2 separate regions of the Homo sapiens genome follow, and region 1 is linked to region 2. A link is a loop called in an ENCODE intact Hi-C map of the cell type or tissue named here. Cell type or tissue: Calu3. All regions are shown on one strand. Each heading gives the region's core, and the rest is flanking DNA. Links, peaks and the distances in the headings are about the cores only.

Evidence for each region. A loop is a pair of places that touch in the nucleus more often than their neighbours do. Peaks named below come from ENCODE experiments on the same cell type or tissue, not always from the same donor. Only the 100,000 strongest peaks of a DNase experiment are listed, where the experiment ranks them.
Region 1: it touches region 2 in a loop (10-fold over the local background); 3 of 110 quality-filtered maps call a loop at or near these places.

The regions. Positions count from the first base shown.
Region 1 is chr6:135,756,309-135,762,733 of GRCh38, forward strand. No RefSeq gene overlaps it. Among named protein-coding and RNA genes, the nearest start is that of PDE7B, 92 kb to the right of the region's middle. In Calu3, for the core only: a CTCF peak has its summit at 3,669; a DNase peak (open chromatin) is centred at 3,723.
Region 2 is chr6:135,672,581-135,679,005 of GRCh38, forward strand. The region is part of intron 4 of AHI1-DT (AHI1 divergent transcript); the gene reads left to right. Among named protein-coding and RNA genes, the nearest start is that of LINC02524, 41 kb to the left of the region's middle. In Calu3, for the core only: no CTCF peak of the experiment used is centred there; a DNase peak (open chromatin) is centred at 3,511.

The sequences.
Region 1 (6,425 bases), core at 1,359-5,358, 84 kb after region 2:
TACTTAACATACTTGGATGGGTGACCATTGACTAATGTAGGACAGTAACTGATTGATAAATTTTCCTCTCTTGAGAACTCCTTGTCTCAGGCAGGCAGTTCTGTGGCTTTGTCTGCATGCTTCCTTAGAGTTTACAGGCAGAGCTGTGTTCAACATTTGTAGCCTTGGAGTGGTTTTCCTTCCTTCTCTGTCTCAAACTTCCCTTCTCTCACTTCTATTCCCTGGGATTTCTTCCCAAAATAAACTACCTGTACATACACAAGGTCTCTTCTCAGGTTCTGCTTTTAGGGGAATTAAGAGAGCAACTAAGTATTTTAGTAGCTATTTGGTTGTTTTAATATGCCTTTGTGACAAACCAGTAGGTCATACAAGTATGACCTACTGGTTTGTCGATGGCTCGGTACAGTGGCTCACTCCTGTAATCCTAGCATATTTCAAGATGGCTATTCAGAGGGCTGGAAATACAAGAATGGCTGAAAAGCGTTCACAGACAGCAACAAACAGGAGTTGTGGGTGTTTCCAACAAAAAAACAAACTTGGGTTACTTGAAGCCACTAAATTTGTGGTAATCTGTTTCAGCAGCAATAGGAGACTAATACACCAGCCTGGCCCCAGTCCCCAGATGATACACACGGCTGTTGGCTAGTAGAATTCCAGTGGTATTTTATGTTTTTAACAGTTTTGAAAAGCATGTTTTTTATATGAAGCATCTTTTCCACCCTGTTTCCTCCACATCTCAAATGTCCTTGTCCAATTAAATGCAAGCTGTCATAATAAAGAAAAACAGTTTGAAATCTTTAAGATTCCCAGTCAAAAGAGAGACTCATAATTATATATAAGTGAATGCAGAATCTATTCTAATGGAAAGATTTGGAGATTTCATACACACATGCACATACATATCTATGTATACACATACAAATCAATATATATTCCAGTACATGTAGTACATATTAGAGAATACGAACATATATGCATATGCATGCTTTAGTTTGTATGTGTATATGTGTATATATATGTATATTTGTGTACATCTATTTGTATATCTGTATCTATATATCTTCAACTAAGAGGAAAAAAGCCAAGCCAAAGATAATCAACTTCCATATAGCGCCATGCTACCAATAACTTTTTTTCAAATACTATTTCTAGAAGGCAATTTGTCAGTACCTATTAAATATGAAAATGTGTACCTCTTCTGGCCTAACAATTCACTGTTCAGGAATTTAATCTAAAGAAATACTTTAAAAAATGTGTAAAGATATATGTATATATTTAATATTAATTGCAGTATGTTGTTTTCTAAAAAATAAAATGAAACATATCTGTCATTATTTAAATAGGTTTTAGTTTATTCATTAAATGCAAAGAGTGAGATTAGGATGTATGGGCACCAAAGCATATCCATGAAATATTGGGTGAAAAAAGGAAGTTTTAGATTAAAATATAGAAGATAAACCATAAAAATACATGCATTTTGATGTAAAGGTTTTCTTAGGAGCATAATTACTTTAAATATATATATATTTAAAACACAAAGAGATGGTGCTATCATCAAGATCAGAAGACAAAAAAACTTAAGTCAGTGGATTTTAGTTTCCATTTCCAGAGTTAAAGTCATATACATGCTGTACTCTATTTCTCTGTATGTATGTTTTTTTCTCTCTCTTTTCTAAAGGAGAGAAAATATAGATCTTTTTGCATTGTGGAGTTTGGGAAACGGTTAAGTCTCTGAGTACTTCTGAGCATTTTAATCTGTTGATCTCACCAAAGGTCATCAATTAATGCTTTTTATTTATAAATAACTTCTGTTCTTTGTTTTTGAGCTCAAAATTTAAGAATAAAATCAAACTTTTTTGAGGAGGTTGGGATTCAAAGTGTTAAGGACTTTTACTAAGTAAATGATTATTTGTTTCTTTTTCCATTTTAAGTGAGTTTCCATTTATAGGTGAATTACTTCCTTATGCAAGCCAGCTTTTAAAGCAACTATTTAAACGAAAATAGATAAATAAAATTTTTGAATTTTTTTTCCAGAAAGAAAAGAGGAAACATGAATGGAGTTATACTGTGTGCCAGCCTTTGTCCTAGTGACTTAAAAATGGTATAACATTTAATGTTCATGAATGCCTATTGAGCTGGAATCATTTCTTAGATCTTTCCGAGGAGACACAGGGTCCATGAAGCACAGGGTCACTTTGCCACACATTCATTTTTTTAATTTTAATTAATTAATTAATTAATTAATTAATTAATTAATTTTGAGGCAGAGTTTCACTCTGTTGCCCAGGCTGGAGTGCAGCGGTGTGATCTCGGCTCACTGAAACCTCTACCTCCCAGGTTCAAGCGATTCTCCTGCCCCAGCCTCCTGAGCAGCTGGGACTACAGGCACCTGGCACCACACTCAGGTAAACATTCAGACATAGAACTCATTACTCTTTTCTGTAACATGGAACATAAAATATTCTATGGTTTTATGTAGGCTATTAGTGGAATTATTTTTCTTAAGCCTATGTTGGCTAAACCCGATCACTTATCTTGGGCAAGTCCTGTTGGTAATGTACTAACACAGAAAGTGCAGCTATTTAGAACATCTAAAATGATAACTTATGAAACTGTATTGCTCTAAAAAAGAAGAGGATAATTTAAAATGTATACCTTGAACATTTTTCTCTTGAAGACTATTATTAGACATTTAATCTTAGATGCTAGGAGATTAGAGCTTTCTATATCTTTTTGCCAAATCTATATCTGTCAAAATCTGACTTTAGGCATATACCATTAACATAAATTGATATTTTTGGACAAAGCTTACATTATAACAGATCTTTCTAATACTAAGTAAGCCTCCAGATATTTTGCTGTTTAGTTTGGATCTTACATTTGTTCTGTAGTTGGATAAATACATACCTGAAATTTAGCAAGGAGTATGTAAACACTTGATAATATTATTAGTGTGATATGAATAATAGCATTGCTCCTTCTGTAAGAACTAAATGCCCACATTTATCAGAGTTACTACCTAATATTAGAGCTAGAATCACCTAAAGAGATTAAACAACAGGAGAAAAAAACCCTGCTCTCAAGGATTTCACAGTTTGGTGGGAGAAAACCTTTTCCATTAAAACAGCACCCTACTTCAGTGCCTAGTATATGCTAGGTGTTATTGGGGTTACCTTCAAATTTGCTCATTTGGTCTTCATAATAACCTGCCTTTGGAGGGGGATTTTCCTCCCCCAAGAATGTGCTTGCTTTTTGGTCCTTTGGAAACTCCTATTCATCCTTCAGAATTTGTTGAGATAGCTTCTTTATGAATTCTTTTGGCCAGGTGCTGTGACTCGCTCCTGTAATCTCAGCTACTGGGGAGGCTGAGATGGGACGATCATTTGAGCCCAGGCATTTGAGACCAGCCTGAGCCACATAGCAAGACCCTGCCTCTAAAAAAGTAAAATAAAATAAATGAATTCTACCTTGGCCTGCCTCCTCTCAGCTGTCCCCTATAGGATTAATCTTCCCATCTCTTAATGATTTCTGCATATATTTCTATAACAGAAATCACCTTGAGCTGAAATTTCATGGTTATCTCTCTGTGACACAACAGTGAGATCCTTTGAGGAAGAGGATTTTGTCCTATTTTGCTCATTCAAGTCAACCCCAACACTGTTCTACTGGATGATCCATTCAAATCTTGAAAGGCGAACGTCTCCCCCTCACGGACAGTACCGGAATTCAACAAGTGAAAGTTCAATTTTATTCTAGGAAGCTTCTCTAGTGAGGCAGATTTGCCAGTGTCTGTATCTTTGTCAATCTTCACGGCAATCTTCTGAAGTCATCCCTTTGCTTTCTTGCATCCTCCACTAGACAGTTGGGTGAGAGATGACTCTTATTTGATTCTCTCTCTATCTAAATAGTAACTGAAGCCTGTGGACAGTCTATAAGTGTTTACCAAAATAAATCCTCCTTACCCTACTCCATTTTTTAAAAATCAACTTTATTTAGGCATAATCTACATACAATAAAATCCACACATTTCACACGCACCGGTTGATGACTCAATAAATATATACTTCTGTACATTCATTACTCAAATCAAAATATAAAATACTTCCATTTCCCCAGGAAATTCCCTCATGCCCTTTTGTAGTTAATCTCCCCCATTCAGCTGCCACTCCAGAGATGAGAATCTCCTTTTGTTGCAGTAGTATAGTTTTGCCTATTCTACATATTCATGAAAAATTGAATCTCATGATATGTACTCTTTTGTGTCTGGCTTCTTTTATTCAATTCGATGTCTGTGAGGTTCATCTATGTTTTGCAAAAGGAAGTAATGTATTCTTTTTTACTGCTGAATAGTATTTTACTGTCTGAATATATGACAGTTTCTTTAACCATTCACCCATTAATGACATTTGAATTGTACCCAGCTTGGCTACTATGAACAAAGATGCCATGAGTATTCATGTACAAGTTGTTGTTTTTTGTTTGTGTTTGTGTTTGTTTTTGTTTTGTTTTGTTTTGTTTTTTTAGATGGAGTTTCTCTCTTTGTTGCCCAAGCTGGAGTGCAGTGGCATGATCTCGGATCTTGGCTCACTACAACCTCTGCCTCCCGGGTTCAAGTGATTCTCCTGTATCAGCTTCCCAAGTAGCTGGGATTACAGGTGCCTACCACCACGCCTGGCTAATTTTTGTATTTTTAGTAGAGATGGGGTTTCACCATGTCAGCCAGGGTGGTCTCTAACTCCTAACCTCAGGTGATCCACCTGCCTTGGCCTCCCAAAGTGCTGGGATTACAGGCGTGAGCCACTGCACCTGACCTCATGTACAAGTTTTTTAAAAATGGATATTTGTAACTTTTCTCTTGGGCAAATACCTGCCAGTTAGTAACTTAATATGGTAACTATATGTTTAATTTTATATGAATATGAAACTGCAACGTGTTTTAAACATATCTGCAGTATTTTACACTCCCATCAGCAATGTAGAAGTTTCAGAAGCTCACTGTCAGTCCTTTTTCCCACTGCTGATAAAGACATACCTGAGACTGGGAAGAAAAAGAGGTTTAATTGGACTTACAGTTACACATGGCTGGGGAGGCCTCAGAGTCATGGCGGGAGGTGAAAGGTGCTTCTTACATGATGGTGGCAAGAGAAAATGAGGAAGATGCAAAAGCAGAAACCCCTGATAAACCCATCAGATCTCATGAGACTTATTCACTACCATGAGGACAGCATGGGGGAAGCCGCCCACATGATTCAAATTATCTCCCACCTGGTCCTTCCCACAACACATGGGAATTATGGGAGTATAATTCAAAATGAGATTTGGGTGGGGACACAGAGCCAAACCATATCATTCCACCCCTGGCCCCTCCAAATCTCTTATTGTCACATTTTGAAACCAATTATACCTTCCCAACAGTCCCTCAAAGTCTAAACTCAATTCAGCAGTAACCCAAAAGTCCACAGTCCAAAGCCTCGTCTGGGACAAGGCAAGTCCCTTCCACCTATGAGCCTGTAACATCAAAAGCAAGCTAGTTACTTCCTAGATACAATGGGGGTACAGGTAATGGGTAAATACAGCCATCCTAAATGGTAGAAATTGGCCAAAACAAAGGGATTACAGGCTCCATGCAAGTCCAAAATCCAGCAGGGCAGTCAAATTCTAAAGCTCCAAAATGATATCCTTTGATTCCATGTCTCACATCCAAGTCACGCTGATGCAAGAGGTAGATTCCCATAGTCTTGGGAATCTCCACCCCTGAAGCTTTGCAGAGTATAACGCCCCTCCTGGCTGCTTTCATGTGCTGGCATTGAGTGTCTGCAGCTTTTCCAGGCACATGGCACAAGCTGTTGGTGGATCTACGATTCTGGGGTCTGGAGGACAGTGGCCCTCTTCTCACAGCTCCACTAGACAGTACCCCAGTAGGGAATCTGTGTAGGGGCTCTGATCCCACATTTCCCTCCAACATTGCCCTAGCAGAGTTCTCCATGAGGGCCCTACTCTTGCAGCAAACTTTTGCCTGGGCATCCAGGTGTTTCCATACATCTTCTGAAATCTAGGTGGAGTTTCCCAAACCTCAATTCTTGACTTCTGTGCACTCGCAGGCACAGTACCACGTAGAAGCTGCCAAGGCTTGGGGCTTGCACCCTCTGAAACCATGGGCCAAGCTGTACCTTGGTCTCTTTTAGCAATGGCTGGAGTAGCTGGGACACATGGCACCAAGTCCCTAGGCTGCACACCACATGAGGACCCTGGGCCTGGTCCATGAAACCATTTTTTCCTCCTAGGCTTCCAGGTCTGTGATGGGAGGGGCTGCCATGAAGACCTATGACATGCCCTGGAGACATTTTCTCCATTGTCTTGGTGATTAACATCCTTGTTACTTATGTAAATTTCTGCAGCCAGCTTGAATTTCTCCTCAAAAAATT
Region 2 (6,425 bases), core at 1,019-5,018:
TCACTCATGGACCAGACTCTGCCATCTTTTGACTGCACTATCTCCAACACACGACCTTTTTAGTCACCACATCAGGGGAGAGACAACTGCAAGGGTTTGCAGTGGCTCCTTTATGCTTCACAATGGAAGTAACACATGCCATTTCTTTTTGTAGTCACAGCCAATTCCGTAGCTTTGCCTAACCACAGGAGGCTGGAAGACGGGGTGGGGGGGAAGCAGATGGGTGCTTGCTGAGCACTGCAGTCTCTGCCATGGTAATTTCAGGTAGCTAGATGGAAGCCACAGGAGGCAGGAGAGGAGACCATCAGCTTTGAGTGGTTTTAAGATGGCAGAAACATCAGGCCACAGAGACTGAGGCAATTTGGTGGGGGTGAGAGAGGAGTGGCATAGGGTGATTGCTGGGTACTCACTGGTGGCAGCATACTCAGTGAGCAAAACTGGCAGAGAGTAGGTGTAGGGTAGAGATAAGGCTCATCTTGACCAGCACTGCTATCTGCGAAGCCTAATTAAACATGTCCACGGCCGGTCGCGGTGGCTTCATGCCTGTAATCCCAGCACTTTAGGAGGCCAAGGCAGGCGGATCATGAGGTCAGGAGATCTAGACTATCCTGGCTAACACAGTAAAACCCCGTCTGTATTAAAATTAAAAAATTAGCCAGGCGTGGTGGCATATGCATGTAGTCCCAGCTACTTGGGAGGCTGAGGCAGGAGAATCACTTGAACCCAGGAGGCGGAGGTTGCAGTGAGCTGAGATCATGCCGCTGCACTCCAGCCTGGGCGACAGAGCGAGGCTCTGTCTCGAAAACAAAACAAACCAAAACAAAACCACAACAACAGCAACAACAAAAACCCCAAAAACATGTCCACTAGGAACTGCAAGTCAGGAGTGCAAAATAGAGTCAGGCCTAGCTATTGATATTTGGACATCATCACCCAGTTATAGGCAGAGGTTGAAAACATGTAGGTGAATGAGTCTCCCAAAGGAGAGAATGTATAATAAGATTAGGTGAGAGTTTAAAAAGTTGAATTGCTCGTGCAGTCTGGATCCAGAGTCATCGCACCCAGATGGATTCAAGAAATGGAGGGTCAGAAGGTCAGCTTCCACAAGTCTATAATTAACTGGGTTTTGATGTATGCTTGCAGAGGCTAGAGACACACTGAGAGATTTATCGAGTGCAATATTTGTTTGACATCCAAAGAAATAAGACAAGCCTTCTTATGAACTCTTGGCAGAGATTTACTTTAGATAGCGAAGAACAGCTTGACACTACAGATTATTAGACACCACAAGAGTTTATTAAATAAAATGGGTGGAAGCATTGATTCTACATCTTAAATATATCTCTTTGGTCCAGGGGTTGTCAAACTGTGTTTCTTAGGGGGGTCTCAGGGGCTGCTGCAGGATGCCAGGAGCTGGTGCAGAGCAGAGTGACTCACGTCTTCCACCTCTCCCTCCATCAGCTCTGCGGTTACTGGTTTTATATTGTAATGTTTCACATAAGATTTCATTGGAGAAAAAATTCTGCACCACAAAAACAAAAAGTTTCCTTTCCATCTCCAATGTTAAAAAGCCTTAGGCTGAGGCTTTCATCATTTCCTGCTTGGATCGTTGTATTTTTCTTCCCTGGGGGTCTGTCTCGCTGCCTCTGATCTCGTCCCTTTGTCATCCACCCTCCGCATGGTTCCCAAAGTGATCATTCTCGAACACAAATCCAAATCTGATGTTGGCTTCTGGGGCATTTTTGACTTCCTATCACCAATTGTAGAAAGTTATACTCTAAAGAATGGCCCCAAGAAAGCATTTCATGATTTGGCCTTCCCTTACCTTTCTCCAGCCCCCTTTTCAGGATGTCCCCTTTTGTTCCTTGTGCCTCAGCCATAAACAACAACTCATGCCTGCAGTGCGCTGAAGGTATAGAAGGCCTTTGGTTTAGTGAATCCAACTTCTCAGCTGCAGCTTCAGCATAATGACATCTTAGAAGACTCCCCAGCTTCCAGTAGTTTAGTTAGAAGTCCTCCTCTGGGGCTCCTGTCATGAAGAATGTGTACCCCTCTGACAGCACATTGCCCGCAGTCTTGTGTTAATTGATATTTAGTTTATCTCCCTACTGGATAATCAGCAATTGCCTTCAGGAAACGGACTGGCTCATCAGCTCTATCTCCTCAGACTTTGGCTCTGCACTTGACCCTCTACCATGTTGTTAAACAAGAAATGAGTGTCCTCCTTTCTGGAAATCATTAAAATAATGGTTTTTTATCTGCTTTATTCATTTGAAAAGCTTTGGTCTATGAATATAGACTATACGGCTCCTTAAGATTTTTGTCTATATTATTTTTGATTTTTTTGTTTTTTAACACCTTTAGAATTTCACAGCCTTTATAAATATAATACTTAAAAGTAACATTTCAGAGTATTTGGAAATACTTTTTGACTATTTAAAACAAAATATGAAACATGAAGTATAGTAAAGATATAAAACGATAATTTAGATAAAAATTCTTTCTTTCATGGAAAACACCACTGCATTATTCCTGTTTCAAATGTCCTACAGCATTACATTTTTTTTTTTTTGCAGCAACTCCACTACACATTTGTTCATGGTGTTCACTTCCTACAAGATACAGTCAAAACTCCTTAGCCTGATTTCCAGAGCCTCTGTAATCTGACCCAACTGACTTTCTCAACCACATTACACACTAATCTTTCACAGATTTTTTTTTGCTTTATTTAAACCTTTTCCCCTCATATTTCTATTTATTCTTCTTAGCCTTTGGTGAATGCTTTCTATCAGAGGATTTGTACCTTCGGATTTTTGGAAAAGTCTGTACCATTATATCTTAGCATATTGCTTATTTGCTGTTTGTTTATTTATGTCTTTGGAATTTCTCTGAGGCAGATACTAGAGCATTTATGATTCCTAACTTCTGTTTTATATCCTCCATTCCTTTATTTTTGTCCTCCATGTCACAGAGATGTTCTGTTCCATCTTCTAACTCATCTTCAAGCATGATTTGTCTTGTATAATCCATTTGCTTAGATTTCTAAAGAGATTTAATGACTGTACTTACACTTGACTTTTAAGAGCCTGTTTCATAACTTGCTGTTTTTATTTTACAGATGCCATTTCTTCCTTTATATTTTAAATACTGTAAACATACTTATTGTCAGCTCTCTTTCATGTTGTTCTATTCTTGTTGGTTCCTCATGTCCTGTAAGCTGTCTTTCATGATGCTAAGTGTCCTATTTTTTAAAATTCTGTTTTATTTTGCTTACGAGTTTACTTCAGAAGGAAGTATCTTTTCTAGAGATCCGGATAACCACCTGGGGTGGTTTCCACTGGTGTTCCTGTCAGCACCTTCAAGACACACTGATTCTGAATTATTTTTTGTGTTAGTTTTTCAGCCTGGAATTCTGAGTCTATTCCTACTCCCACCTGTTGTTCAGTCTTGGGGTTCTTATATCTCTAGAAGACTCCTATTTTACCCACATGGTGGGGCTATTGGCTCATTTCCAGCAGTTATCTTGGGTATGCAGGCAGAGATGATCTGGTTCCTTCAAGGTTAGTGCAGTGCTTTCTAGGGTTCTGATTCTGCACAGGAAGCCCAGTTCTTATTCCTTCTATAAACATATTTTCCTGGCCAGCTTCTGGCCTTGAATAGCCATGAAAATCCCAGACTTTGAGACCTGTAATCTCCCTTAGTTCCAGATACATTGTCATGTTGGCTCTATGTTCTAGCATTTGGAGATTTCCTTTCTTGCTTTTGTGTTCTGCTATATATTTAATATGTAAAAAAATGCTTTTAATCCCTATATCTAAATGTCTGGAAATGTTGTGTTCAATTCCATCTTATCCTGTTATTTCTTGACTGTCTGAATATGTAGTTCTTATTTCTCTCGTTCTCTCCATTTTGAATAATCTCCCAAATGCTCTCTGCCTTTTGCAAATTCACTCATTCTTCCAGGACTTGAGGAGTCACTGAAGGTAATGCTTTTTTCCTCCAGGGACCAAATTAACCCCTAGGAAGGGTCTTCTATGAACTCCTTTGACATCCATTTGACACTTAATCATTTTCTGTTATAATTATTATATGGCTATTATTTGTTTTCTTGTGAAATTATAAAATCTTTGAAATTTGGGGCCATTTCTTAAGCTTCTTGAATTTCTTCACCTGGTCTCACAACAAATTCTTCCTAATGGAAGAAAAACAGAAAAGAAAGACACACTAGGATAGAGTAATTTAAAATGTTTTAGACTTTATTTACGAGGGTCCAAGCACCTAGGAAAACAGGATTTGTTTAAATTTTGCTTACTCATTTTATTCAGGATTCATGAATTTATAAGGCCAGAGAGATTTCATATAAGATCCTAGATTACTAAAGGAAAACTGAAAGATTTTATGTCAAGCAATATAAAATTAATATGACAGATGCAACCTTAGAAAATGTGTTTCCTGAGATTCCTAAATTAGCTACTTTTGTGGGTGTCTGCTTAGTATTTGGTCCTGAGTAAATGAATAAACAAACAGCTACTTCTGAGAGCTACTTTCACAGGGAAATGTTTCTGAGTTCCAGTTCATGGGAGTTTAGGAAGGTATGGGATGCAAATTACATTTCAACACTGAACCAGCCAATCAATCCTTGAACACTTTTGAAGTCTTTAGCTTTGCCTGTGAACATGGGAACACCCAAGGGCACCTTCAAATTAAAAATAAACATACATTCTAAGGAGTCCTAGATGTGTAATTTGGTAGAAATTTAAGGGGTGTCTTTTTATAGTAACGGAGTCTATAAAGAAAATACAATTCAGGTGAGGTTACATCCTTTCCAGTCATAAAAGTGTATGTGAATGACATTTAACTCGAAATTCAAGTACTTTGGGCATATCATTCCCGCTCCCTGCCCCAATCCCATAATTTCTTGGTAGAAACTCATAGTGCATTTTTTTTTCAGTTCCAGCCAGATTTTTATATCTATTGGATGGATATTACATTAATAAAAAAATAGCTAACACTTATTGTATGATTGTCTAATGCCAAGCTATGTTCGTATAATTATCTAATATGTTGGTATGATTTGACTCTGTGGCTCCACCCAAATCTCACCTTTAATTGTAATCCCTTATGTTATGGGAGGAACCTGGTGGGAGGTGATTGGATTATGGGAGCGGTTTCCCCATGCTGTTCTTGTGATAGTCAGGGAGTTCTTACCAGATCTGATGGTTTTAGAAGTGGCAATTTCCCCTATGCACTCTCTCTCTCTCCTGCCACCATGTAAGACATGCCTTGCTTCTCCCTCCCCTTCTGCCATGATTGTAAGTTTCCTGAGGCCTCCCCAGCCATGTTGAACTGTGAGTCAATTAAACCTCTTTCCTTCATGAATTACCCAGTCTCAGGTATTCTTTATAACTGTGAAAATGGGCTAATACCCAGATAACCCTATGGTGTTGCTGCTGTTATTATTCTTCCCTTGCAGATGGGGAAAACTGAGATGAAGAGTTAATTAATTTACCAAAGTCAAAAGAGTAGTCTTAAACTACTGTGAAATTTCTGTAGGCCTCCTTTTTTTTCCTTCAAAACCTTTAATATGCTAATACACATTTTTGTATTTTTTTTTTAATTATACTTTAAGTTCTGGGATACATGTGCAGAACATGCAGGTTTGTTACATAGGCATACACGTGTGATTGTGGTTTGCTGCACCCATCAACCTGTCATCTACATAAGATATTTCTCTTAATGCTATCCTTCCCTTAGCCCCACACCCCACTGACAGGCCCCGGTGTGTGATGTTCCACTCCCAGTGTCCATGTGTTCTCATTGTTCAACTCCCAGTTATGAGTGAGAATATGCAATGTTTGGTTTTCTGTTCCTGTGTTAGTTTGCTGAGAATGATGGTTTCCAGCTTCATCCATGTCCCTGCAAAGGACATGAACTCATTCTTTTTTATGGCTGCATAGTATTCCATGATGTATATGTGCCACATTTTCTTTATCCAATCTATTGTTGATGGGCATTTGGGTTGGTTCCAAGTCTTTGCTATTGTTAACAGTGCCACAGTAAACATACGTGTGCATGTGTCTTTATAGCAGAATGATTTATAATCCTTTGGGTATATACCCAGTGATGGGATTGCTGGGTCAAATGGTATTTCTAGTTCTAGATCCTTGAGGAATTGCCACACTGTCTTCCACAATGGTTGAACTAATTTACACTCCCACCAACAGTGTAAAAGCATTCCTATTTCTCCGCATCCTCTCCAGCATCTTTTGTTTCCTGACTTTTTAATGATCGCCATTCTAACGGGCATGAGATGGTATCTCATTGTGGTTTTTATTTGCATTTCTCTAATGACCAGTGATGATGAGCTTTTTGTCATATGTTTGTTGGCTGCATAAATGTCTTCTTTTGAGAAGTGTCTGTTCATA